Regions from separate parts of the Homo sapiens genome. Here region 1 is linked to region 2. A link is a contact called in ENCODE Hi-C or POLR2A ChIA-PET data. All regions are on one chromosome and are shown on one strand. The core of a region is the stretch at or near the end of the contact, and the rest is flanking DNA. Distances in the headings are between cores, read along the strand shown. Region 1 overlaps LINC03036 (long intergenic non-protein coding RNA 3036). Region 2 overlaps CACUL1 (CDK2 associated cullin domain 1).

What was found. A loop is a pair of places that touch in the nucleus more often than their neighbours do. ChIA-PET counts read pairs that join two places held with the same protein, here RNA polymerase II (POLR2A). Pooled maps may share reads with other maps.
Region 1: a pooled map shows a loop between it and region 2 (11-fold over the local background). The contact joins two enhancer-like sites. A Hi-C loop is called at or near these places in 7 of 50 pooled maps. POLR2A ChIA-PET finds 5 or more read pairs at or near these places in 2 of 52 experiments (Panc1 and activated T-cell).

The regions. Positions count from the first base shown.
Region 1 is chr10:118,838,329-118,844,685 of GRCh38, forward strand. All of the region lies in intron 3 of LINC03036 (long intergenic non-protein coding RNA 3036), which reads right to left. Among named protein-coding and RNA genes, the nearest start is that of CACUL1, 87 kb to the left of the region's middle. RefSeq lists enhancers at 5,121-5,622, 5,623-6,122. Within about 2 kb of position 1,928, at least 2 of the 41 ENCODE cell types and tissues checked have a DNase peak (open chromatin) inside an H3K27ac peak, as active enhancers do.
Region 2 is chr10:118,694,046-118,700,116 of GRCh38, forward strand. It overlaps CACUL1 (CDK2 associated cullin domain 1), which reads right to left. Exons shown (of 9, transcript NM_153810.5): 6 at 1,096-1,185. Among named protein-coding and RNA genes, the nearest start is that of CACUL1, 58 kb to the right of the region's middle. Within about 2 kb of position 4,571, at least 2 of the 41 ENCODE cell types and tissues checked have a DNase peak (open chromatin) inside an H3K27ac peak, as active enhancers do.

The sequences.
Region 1 (6,357 bases), core at 678-3,177, 140 kb after region 2:
GACCATGTGGCCTATAAAGCCTAAAATATTTCCTATCTGATCCTTTACAAAAAAGGTTTGTTGATCCCTGCTTTAGGGGATATACAGGAAGAAGTGTGATCCCTGCCTTCATGGAGTTAGCCTTGTAGGGAAGACAAGTAATGACACACACATACAAACACAAGTAAGAATTACATTTGTGTTACGTGCTGTGAATAAGTACCAGTAAAACCAGTACAATCAGGGAGGCTGAGCAAAGCTTCCTTGAGGAAATGATATTGATGCTGAGGCTTGAAAGAGGAACGGAATTGACCAGGCGAACCTTGCAGGAAGAGCTGACCAAGCACCAGAGTTATGTGTGTGAAGGTCCCTTTCTTAGTCAACTCAGGCTGCTATAACAAATTACCATAGACTCGGAAGCTTATAAACAACAAATTTATTTCTCACAGTTCTGGAAGCTGGAAGTTGGAGATCAGGATGCCAGCATAGTTGGGTTTTGGTGAGCGCCCTCTTCTTGGTTATAGAATTCCAACTTTTCATTCTCCCACGGTGAAAAGAGGGTGAGCTAGCTCTCTGGTTTTTTCTTATAAAGCCACTAATACTAATCCCACCCATAAGGGATCTATCTACCCTCATCACCTGATTACCACCCAAAGGCTCCTTCTCCAAATACCATCACATTGGGGATTGAGTCTCAATGTATGAATCTGAGGGGGACAAACGTTCAGTGCATAACAGCCCCCAAAGCTGGAAGGAGATCAGCAGGGTGAGCAAGGGGTAGGGGTGGATAGCACGAAGCCTGGGGAGGAGGAAGGGATGGGGCCAGGCCCTCCCACCAGGTGAGGAGGTAGGTCTGTATCCTAAGAGGACCGGGTTAGCCACTAAAATCCTTAAGCATAGACTACATAATTACACTGGCATTTTGAGGCAATTGGTTTGTTGATTGTGTAGACAGTGTGGAGAGTAGATTGGACAAGGACAGAGTGGAAATGGGTGGACGAGTTTGGAAGTCCCTCCAGGTGAGAAGTGATGGTGACTCAGACTTAGGAGGGCAGGGGAGAGAGAAAACTGGACCATTTCCAAATGCAGGCTTAGATTAGGTTCCGTGTGGACTCAGGGGGGACCTGGGAGAAGAGGGGCTCTGGGGGTGGGGCAGAGGTCATGGCCAGGAGGAAAGGAGTCTTTACAGGTCACTTCCCTAATTTGCCATGCCTCCTGCCTGTCCATCACAACCAGCTGATCCACCCTGTGCCAGCGAGCAGAGGCTCAGTCCCTGGGTCAGGCCCAGCTGGGGTGACCAACCATCCCATCTGCCCAGGATTGAGGGGTGTTCTGAGAGCCTTCAGCTAAATTGGGGTTCCAGTACCAGCACAGCTGGCAACCCTGCCCTAATGAGAAATGAAGAGGAGGTGAACATGTTGTTTACAGGACGCCTTTCACACGATCCTTCTACTTGTCGGATGGCCTAATGTCTGGTTATCCAACCTTCAAATGGAGGGTGCCTGGCATAGGAAATGTGTTTATGCTGGTAGACGATCTTGTGTCTTGTCTGACCTGTGTCCAGTTTGTGTCTACCTGACCGTCACTCTGGCCCTCCTGGAAGCCCAACCTTGTGTTTCTCACCACTCCCATGTCCCAGGGAAAACCCAGTGGGGTAGCCCCCAGTTCTTCAGATGGAAGGCGCAAGTTCGATACACGACCATGACAGGAAGTCAGTTCAAATATTTTTACTTACAGATCCGGGGCAGGGAAGGCACCATGGGTAAGGAGGGCAGTCCACTGTCCGTGGGTCATGGAATGCAGGAACAAAGAGTCAAGCAGAGGGAAAGAGACAGAGAGATACAGAGACAGAGAGAGACAGAGAGGCAAAGAGTAGTATATAAGGGAATAGGAAGTGAGTCACCTTAAGTTCATGGGCAGCTGTCTGAATGGCCCGTTTAAAGGAAGCAGCAGGAAGGCGGGGGCGGGGGAGCCCATCTGGTGGGCGGGAGAGAGGCCTCTAAGTTCTCACCTGGAGCCGCGGCTTGAGTCATTTGGGTGTGGAGCTGGAAACTGTCTCAAGAGTCTCAAGAGTAACTGAGCCCTGCTTCTGGTAGGAGAAAGTTAAATGTGTATCCAAGATGGATGCTGAGGCAACATAAAATTATAAGAATTCACTGCAAAGGTTTCCCAGGGCACAGGACTTTCAGTGTTGGTCAACCGAGGCCCATGTCCATGTCTCTTTATTGAGAGGAAGGTCAACAGCCTTGGTGGGTAGCTTGGGAAGGGTAAGGCTACATGGCCAGAGGGTGGGCTGAGTGCACATTGCCTTGGTTCCGGGCCAGTTTGAACTCATTTCTTGAATATTGAAGGGCCCCGGCTCCACCTGCACAGCGTTCTCCAGTGACAGAGTGCTTTTGTGACTGTCGTCTCTCTGGGCCCCACAACAGCCACATAGGATGAAGAGAACCAGTCAGGTGTAGGAGCCATATATTATGGATGAGGAAATTTTGGCTGGTGTGTGTTGGGTGGGGGACTGTTAAGTGGTTCACCTGAGTGACCCCAGTTGAGAAGGAGCCAAGTGAGAGTCAAAGCTGTGCCCCTGACCCCATCAGCTGTCCTGACCCCTGCGGCTCAGCTGCCCACTCTGGGCTGTCTGTGGAACCAAGTGTGGGCTCACCCCAGGGCCTTGGTGGGGAGACCGAAGTGCGCCCCCACACCCGGCCATAGAAAGCTCCCAGCCTCAAGGGCCAAAGAATGGTGTTCTCAAACTGCCATGCCACAGGACAAACTGAGCTCACTGAGGGGACAGGAGAAGAAACGTGGGGCCATGAGGTCTCGGGAAGAAAGGGTGCTGGTGGAGGAACCATGGAGGACAGAGCCTAGAGGAGTAATCAACCCCTGTGTCTCCTCATCCATGCCTTGAGGCACATGGGCCAAATCACAGCTTCCCACCGGCCTGAATGTGTGAATCACTGGGCAGCTTGTGGACAGGACAGATGCCCAGCCCCACCCCAGACCTGGAGAGAGTGATATGTCCAAGGAATCGCGGCCCAGGGCTTCCTGTTCTTCAAAGCTCAGCAAGTGGGTCTGACAAGGACTCAGGTCTGAAACCATTCTCCAGCCAGTATCTGTGGCTCTTCCCAGCTGTGCGAGTGCCTTGAAATCCATACCGTTTATGAACCTTCTGTCAGCAGATTTTAGGAGGCAGCCGCCTTATGAGATGAGTGATATTAATCCATCCATTTCACAGATTAGGAAATTGGCCCTAGCTGAGACCTGCTAGTTCGTGGCTCATTTCGCTCAGCCTTAATTCTATCCAGAGCCCCAGTTGTCTCAAACCCACACTTCTAAATGACCCTAATTCACAGGTTGGCAAACTCTTTCTGTAAAGGGCCAGACAGCAAATCTTTTAGCCTCTGCCATGCACACAGACCTCAATTGCAGCCTCTTAACTCTGCCGTCGCAGCACAAAAGCAATCTTGGACATTATATAAATGAATGGTTGTGTTCCAATAAAACTCTATAGACACAGAGGTAGAAGTTCATATGTTTTACATGGCACAAAATACTTTTTTTATTTTTTTCTCCCACCATTTAAAAATATATTTTAAAATTCTTAGCTCACAGGCTATACCAAAACAGGTCTAGATTTGGCCCACAGGCCACAATGTGTCAATGCCTGCATTAATCCACTCATGTATCAGTGATGGCAGCGGCAGGCCATCTGGAGCAGCCACTGCCATCACGCTGGCCACGCAAGGAGGCACAGCCAAGGCTGCATGCTTCGTGGAGCCAGCAGGAGCCGAGGACAAGTGAGAGCCCAGCCCCTTCCAAGTTGGGGTGGGAGCTCCCTGGGTGTTGCTGCAGCCGCCCAAGCCACGGCTGCTGACCCAGGTTCTTGGGGCCCAGGAGCAGGTGGGAGCCCCACCCTCCCAGGGACACAGTTGCAGCCACCCAAATCTTGGCTGTAAACCTGGGCCTCCCACTCCACGGAGCAGGCAGGAGCCCCAGCCTCCCAGGCATAGCTGCAGCCACCGAAACTGCAGCTGCAGACCTGGGCCTCGTGCTCCATGGATCAGGCAGGAGCCCAGCGCCCCCGGGTGCAGCTGCAGCCGCCCAAACCATGGCTGTGGAACCAGGCATCCCTGCTCTCTTGGGGGCCCAGGAAGGCCCAAGTACCCCCCGACCCCCTGCCGCTGCCACCCTCACCGGCTTGCAAGCGCCTGCTCCTGCTGCCTGGCTTCTCCCTGCTGTCAGTGCCTGCTCCAATCTCAGAGCAAAGTCAGGGCCAAGACTGGGTGCTGTTGTGGCCCAGCTGGGTGTGCACACACTCGGAGCAGTGCTGACATGCCAGCCCCCTGCCTCTTCAGCCCCCTCTGGACTTTGGGTGCCACGAACATAGGAGGGAAGCTGAGTGGGGGCTGAGGGCAGCTCGGCACTGGCCTGCAGGCACCCCTTGGCACCTACAGCCTGGGCACCAAGAACAGCAGCAGGAGGCAGACAGGTTCCTGGGTGGATGGGGATGGTCCTGGTGAGGCCCCACCTTTAGGCCAGGGAGGGCTGGGCTGCCAGTCCCACAGACTGGAGTGGGAACTTGTGGTGCCTTTTCCAGACCCACCTATGGCTGCCCATGGGCCAATCAGCATACACTTCCTCCCCTCTGAGGCCCATAAAAACCCCAGGCTTAGCCAGAGCTGAGCAGACATTGGGATGACCAGCTGCAGGGAGGAGCTACCCACTCTAGGGCCTCCTCTCTGCTGAGAGCTGCACAGATAATGGGAAGACCAGCTGCAGAGAGGAACTACCCTCTCTGCTGATAGCTGAACACTTGCCAGGACAACCTGCATAGCAGAGAGGAGCTACCCTCTCTGCTAGGAGCTGAACACTGGTCGGGACAACTTGCATAGCAGAGAGGAGCTACCCTCTCTTCTAGGAGCTGAACACTAGTCAGGACAACTTGCATAGCAGAGAGGATCTACCCTCTCTGCTGATAGCTGAACACCTGCCAGGACAACTTGCATAGCAGAGAGGAGCTACCCTCTCTGCTAGGAGCTGAACACTGGTTGGGACAACTTGCATAGCAGAGAGGAGCTACCCTCTCTGCTGATAGCTGAACACTTGCCAGGACAACTTGCATAGCAGAGAGGAGCTACCCTCTCTGCTAGGAGCTGAACACTGGTCGGGACACTCTGGCTGCAGAAAGGAGCTGCCCCCTGTAGGTTTCCTCTGAGCTATTCTATGGCTCAGTGAAGCTCCTCTTCAACGTAGTCACCCTCCACTTGTCTGCATACCTCATTCTTCCTGGTCACAGGGCAAGAACTTGGGGCCGGCTGAATGGTAAAACTAAAAGAGCTGTAACACAAACAGGGCTGAGACATGCCCCTTGCTCACCACATTGTGGGTGAGAAGGAAAGAAGAGCTACAGGATGGGCAAAGAGAAGGAAAGAAGAGCTACGGCCCTTCAGGGGCCCAGACTTGGGAGCTCCTGAACCAGGGCTGTGACTCACTCTTTGGGGCCCTGTGGTTCATGGTATCTCCAACCTTCAGGGCATCACTGTGTTCCCTTGGGCCAGCCATGGAAGCAGGTTGTGGTGTGCCTGGTCCTGCCATAACCTAGCAGTGAGCCGGCACCCATGCCAGCACCTGGAGCTGCCTGCCTTGCTGCAGCAGCCAGCATGTCTGACTGTGCGCAGTGGCCGGACCCCATGCTCTCTCATACACCCCTTGCCATTCCACACCTGACTTGCCCTTGGCAGAGGTGAGTCCCAGGCCAGTAGCATAAGCCAAGTGCAGCCTGCCAGGCCAACTGGGTGAAACGAACCCAGCGGGCCTGAGTGAAACTTGGGCAAAGGCACCACTGGCACAGAGGTTTCCAGCCAGAAAAACAACACCCCAAAAATCCTGTAACATGAGGCAAGCAACTCTTAATAGCAATGACCTGGGGTGGGGGGGCGGGTCTGGGCCCTGTCAGTAGTGGTGGTCTTGTGTCCATCACTTCATTCCACCCTTGCTCCTCTTGGCTTGTCCTTAGGCCTGCCCAGCCCTTAGCTCTCTGATTCCCAGACTGCACTCATTTCTCTCTTTTTTTTTTTTTTTTTTTTTTTGAGACGGAGTCTCGCTTTGTCGCCCAGGCTGGAGTGCAGTGGCGCGATCTCGGCTCACTGCCAGCTCCGCCTCCTGGGTTCACGCCATTCTCCTGCTTCAGCCTCCTGAGTAGCTGGGACTACAGGGGCCCACCACCACGCCCGGCTAATTTTTTGTATTTTTAGTAGAGATAGGGTTTCACCATGTTAGCCAGGATGGTCTTGATCTCCTGACCTCGTGATCCACCCATCTCAGCCTCCCAAAGTGCTGGGATTATAGGCATAAGCCACTGCGCCCGACTGACTGCACTCA
Region 2 (6,071 bases), core at 3,321-5,820:
AGTAGAGACGAGGTTTCACCGTGTTAGCCAGGATGGTCTGGATCTCCTGACCTCGTGATCTGCCCGCCTCGGCCTCCCAAAGTGCTGGGGATCACAGGTGTGAGCCACCACACCCAGCCTAAGAAGGTATTTCTAAAATCAGTCTACCAGTACCAGTTTTCACTTGGTTTCCATTTTAGCTTGCTAAATTCTGACAGGTCGTTTAATTAAGCAAACAAGCCATCAATTAATTAAAATAACCATTAAACTCAAATGGATAGTAATAACAGCAGTGAATGTTTGCATGCTTATTATGTTATCAGGTACTGTGCGTTAAGCTCTTTATATCATGTTTTATTTCATTTAATCCTCAAACAACAAAAGAATTTCACAAAAAGGTAATTACTATCTAAAAAGCATTCCTTGTATTTATAGATTGTAGAACAACGTTCTATCCTGATAACTTTTGTAATCTCTCTCCCATGGACATTTATAAGTTGCTAGACAACTCTATGACAAGTTTGAGGTTCCGGCTTATAGAAAGATATATACAAAAGCTCCTTGGGATTCCTTTAAATTTATAATGTTTTATTCTAAGATAGAGAGACACATTAAGAATTTAAAAACCATGCTTTTGACTATAGTGATCTTTGGTATTTGCTTTGGTTCTTGTGATTGTCTCTCTCCCCAGAACATCCTTACAAAATGACTGTAACTTTACCAACACTTCTAGATTCTTCGCAAGTTACTTAACAGGCCTAAGAAGACGGGGTTGTGAATGTGGATGTCTGTAAGTATGTGCAGCGTGAGGCAGGAAGTAAAGAAGAAACTAAGACCAAACATGAGATTCAATTTTATCCAAAGTGTATCCTACAATTTATTTCTTGTATTTCCCTCACAGGTTCTGCAAAAACCACACTAGTTGGTTTCCACTAGCAGAGAACATTCCAACTGAGCTCTGAGTTTACATTTCACAATGATGAGTATCTACTCAATTTTTTTGCTCCAGCAAATCCAAGTACCATTAAGCCTCACAAAACACATACAGAACCACTGCCCTCTTGGAAAAGGCTGTAACAAACAGTTCCAATCCCAACAGAAATGAGAAATGTTTACCTGGTCTGAGGGTATACAGGCCTTTCACAATATTTGCCATAGTTGAAGGTGTGACCTGAAATGGTGTTGACTGGGCTTCTAAAAGTAAAGCTGAAATAAGAAAACAGGTTAAAAAGAATGTAACACATATTGACTGTCAAGATTTCTCTATTACTGTTTCTCCCAAAGACTCCTGAAACATAAACAATTGTAAGAAAGGAACAGTCCAATAAACCAATCAAATGTTTATATACTAAGGATTTTATTTTTTTAATCCACTGCAGTAGCTAAAATACGTGAAGGTCTGCTGGCCACTAATGGAAATGAATCAATTCATGAAGGTTCTGAAAAGTAAGTAAAGCTTTCTAAAAGCACTAGTATAATGTATCATGAATGATACATTATAAGTGAGTTGAAAGTGCTTCCATTACATTTGGAGAATAAAGTATCATATGATAATCTCCCTCAATCATTTCTCCTTCCCCCAAAACACCATTAGTAATTATTTGGTAACTGTGATCAGAGACAGAAATTCATTTCCACAAATGCTATAGCTACATCTACTATTTTCTTACAAGAGCTAAGGGCAAGGGATGATAATGGCTCATCTTTCTCATTTTCATGTCTTTGGTGACCCTGACTCTGAACATGACAACAGAGACAGTTTTCTTTTAGGTTATCTACTGCCACACAAACATTTTTAAGAAGTTTTTAACGAGTAAGAATAATTCCTCTAGATAAGATCACTAACAAATACAAGTGAATTCCATTGATAAGTGAACACAACAGATACTACTGACCTAAAATGATTCATTTTTAATTTATCTCAAAGAGCTGCATTTGCTAATAACAACAAAAAACTTAGTAGGATTTTACCCTCAGCCAGGCTTGTAACATCACATATAAACTGATTTTGTTCTGTTCATGCCTTTCTAAAAAGAGAAATGCCATCTTACTAGGCCAATAAGGATTTTACAGTCTCAAACGTACAATTTGAGTTATGTTTGAATATATATGATGGCCATCAGAGATGCACTCACTGTTCAAGTCTATCCTTCCAATTTTATCATCAGTAGATAGTTACAATTTTGAATGGCACAGACCACCAGGGGTGTCCAGTCTTTTGGCTCCCCTGGCCCACACTAGAAGAAGAACTGTCTTGGGCCACACATAAAATACACTAACGACAGCTGATGAGCTTAAAAAAAAATTGCAAAAAAACTCGTTTTAAGAAAATTTACAGGCTGGCACAGTGGCTCACGCCTGTAATCCCAACACTTTGGGAGGCTGAGGCAGGTGGAACACAAGGTCAGGAGTTCAAGACCAACCTGGCCAACTTGGTGAAACCCCCGTCTCTACTAAAAATACAAAAAAATTGGCTAGGCGTGGCGGCAGGCGCCTGTAATCCCAGCTACTCAGGAGGCTGAGGCAGAGAATTGCTTGAACCTGGGAGGCGGAGGCTGCAGTGAGCCAAGATCCCGCTACTGCACTCCAGCTTGGGTAACACAGCGAGACACTATCTAATAAAAAAAAAAGTTTACGAATTTGTGTTGGGCAGCATTCAAAGCCATACTAGGCCGCATGCGGCCCGCAGGCCATGGGTTGAACAAGCTTGGCATAGACAAATGCTAAGCATTTCAGAAAATCATGTTGCTTTAAAATGCAGTGTTTAAAAATTTAAATTCTAAGTGTTAGGTTTTCAAAGTTCTCTCTATTAATCCATCTTCCTAACCTTTTCACCATTTTGGCCTCCAATTAGCCTTGCTCCCACTAACTCTTCGTATTCAACCACATATTCATTATGTGGTCAAGTATATACATTTGCAAACAACTCCTACCATAACTGAAATCCCCTATGTCAAATTTGATAAAGAAATGATAAATATAATACAAAGATATATACATAAAATGTACAGAAATTAATTTGAAATAAATTTAAAATGATTTTAGGAAAACAGTGTTTAAAACTTAAAAGATTTTCTAGTTAATCTCCCCTTTTAAGGAAAAAGAAATGGGAGTTTGGGGGTGGTAACTTGAGAGAGAAAAGAGTACTGAGCATTTAGTAAGTGCTACGTACTTTACATATATTTAATTCTCACAAGCTTTATCATCTACCTTTTTATTTTTAACAAGTGAGGAAACTGAGGCCAAAATAAAAACTCATCACTGAATAATTCATCTGAAGTCACAGAGCTAGCTAGAGGCAGAAGAAGTTTGAGAACTTGTGTTTCACTCTAAATTCTGTACTCTACTTCACCATACCAACACTGAAATGCTTGCTTATACGCAACAATCATCCCACAGATATCAATAAGCCGTATAGTTTAAACACTAGAATAGATAACTTCTAATCCTAAAATCTAGACAGGTTAAGTGTCTTGCTGAAAGTCACACACCTTTTGATACCTGAATTGGGACCAGAACCAAGCTCCTCTGCTCTTTCAAGTATTCCTCAGTGCTACACACTTGCTCAGGAGACTCTCTCCTTTATTAATGTGAAAAGCAATTCATAAAACTGAAAATACTCTTGGCTTCAAAAAATTTCAAACTACAATGGTTTGATCTAAAAGGCAGAACTGCCTAAGAAAATTAACTAAAACGTAACTATTTAGAACACTGTGCAAACTGAACTATAAATCTGCTGCTGCAAAAGTCAACACACTATATTTTCCCAGGAAATTTTCTATCATTAATTAACCCCATGCTACACATTTGTTACATTTGCTCAGAATCACCAACATACGACGTAAATACTTTAACAATAGAGCCTAGTAGTTTACTTTCAGCCAAAAATAGAAGCCACTTTATTTTATAAGCAAATATGCATAAAAATGATTATACCATGGAGCCGATAGAAAACTAGTTTTATTCCCAGTAAGAAGTCATTGTCTTCATTCATGAAACATACTAATAATGAATAATATGGGGCAATCAAGAACTGATTCTTTATTAACAGACAGTATTCATTTTACATTTTTGTGTTGTTTTTAAGACGTGGCTCCCAAATTCTTCTGACAAACCTCTTTTGCTTTTTTTTTTTTTTTTGAGACGGAGTCTCACTCTGTAGCCAGGCTGGAGTGCAGTGGCGATCTTGGCTCACTGCAACCTCTGACTCCTGGGTTCAAGTGATTCTCCTGCCTCAGCCTCCCAAGTAGCTGGGATTACAGGCACGTGCCACCACACCCGGCTAATTTTTGTATTTTTAGTAGAGACAGGGTTTCACCATGTTGACCAGGCTGGTCTCGATCTCCTGACCTCAAGTGATCCGCCTGCCTCGGCCTCCCAAAGTGCTGGGATTACAGGTGTGAGCCATCGCGCCCAGCCGACATGCCTTTTATCAAGAGGTGGGATACATTCCTCTCCTGGAATTTGGGCTCTGTGACCCTCGCCCAGCAGAATACAGCAAAAGTGGCACTGTGCCAGTTTCTGAGCCGAGGACCTAAGATACCAGCAATTTCCATTTCCTGTATCTTGAGATACTCACTCATGAAGGAAACACAGAGGAACCAAAAGCTAGCACCAACCTACCAGCCACGTGAATGAGTCACACTGAAAGTGCCAGCCCCCAGCTGAGCCACATCAGACAATGCTGAGCAGAACAGAGATAAGCTACCCCACCCCAAGCCCTCCCAAACTGCAGAGCAAAATAAAAGACTGTTGTTTTAAGCCACTGTATTTTTGGATGATTTGTTATACACCGATAATAAATGGAACACTAGTTTTCCAGATCTATCTGAAGCCACGGGAAGGAAATTACTGATCAGATTGTAGAAAGTTACAGAAATTGAATGTAGTTATTTTTTTGCTGCAGTAAAGGGGTAAGTAATATAAAAATGTGTAAGTAGAAACGACATTAATAGCTGTGCTATTCTGGTTTAAACTTTAACCTCTCTTTGTCTCCGTTTCTCCATCTATAAAATGGAGGTAATGACTATACCTATCTTATAGGGTTAGGAGAATTAAATACTTGTAAAATATAGGTCCTACCACATACAAGCAGTGCATGTGTGTTTAAAAACCTTTTGATGATCACCCACATAATACAGTTAAACATTGTCCCTTGTTGTTCTGAAGCCCAAACCAATGAGGCCAGTTATCACTTCTCTAAGTACAATGCCTAACAACTGCTCAATAAGTATCTGATAAACTCAGTTTTTTCCAATTTACCAAAGCTTAAGGACCTTTTCTGTTTACTTGGAAATAAAAAGGTATATCCACCTTTAAGTGTAATTTTTATTGAAAACCGGACAACATGATTATGATTATGTTTTCTCTCACCAGCTCTGGACTACTATATTCTCTCTTGAATATTCTCTTTGCATACGTCCAATAAAATTAGTTTCCAAATTACTGGCAAATATAAAAATATATTTACAAACTAGACCGGCTTTTTCTACCAAATGGTAGCATTTCTCTACAGAATTTTACCAAGATTTCAAAATGCTCTATCTTGTCATGAAAGCAAAAAGACAATGTCAGTATCAGGAAATACTTAAGTGGTTATAATACCTGGAATACCTCATGAGACAATTTTTTTTTTTTGAGACAGGAGTCTTGCTCTGTCGCCCAGGCTGGAGTGCAGTGACGCGATCTCGGCTCACTGCAAGCTCCGCATCCCGGGTTCACGCCATTCCCCCTGCCTCAGCCTCCCAAGTAGCTGGGACTACAGGCGCCCGCCACCATGCCCGGCTAATTTTTTTTTGTATTTTCAGTAGAGACGGGGTTTCACCGTGTTAGCCAGGATGATCTCAATCTCCTGACCTCGTGATCCGCCGGCCTCAGCCTCCCAAAGCGCTGGGATTACAGGCGTGAGCCACTGCGCCCGGCCAAGACAATGTTTAAAGATGTTGATAAACATCTCCCAGCCTTACAAAAAAAAATGGGAACATAATAATGAAATGTATATTATCTTCAACTACACTATTCTTTGAAAAAAAAACCCTGCCTTTCTAAACTTGCCCCATGCTTGATAATTCCTTCACTTAATTCAGCATCAA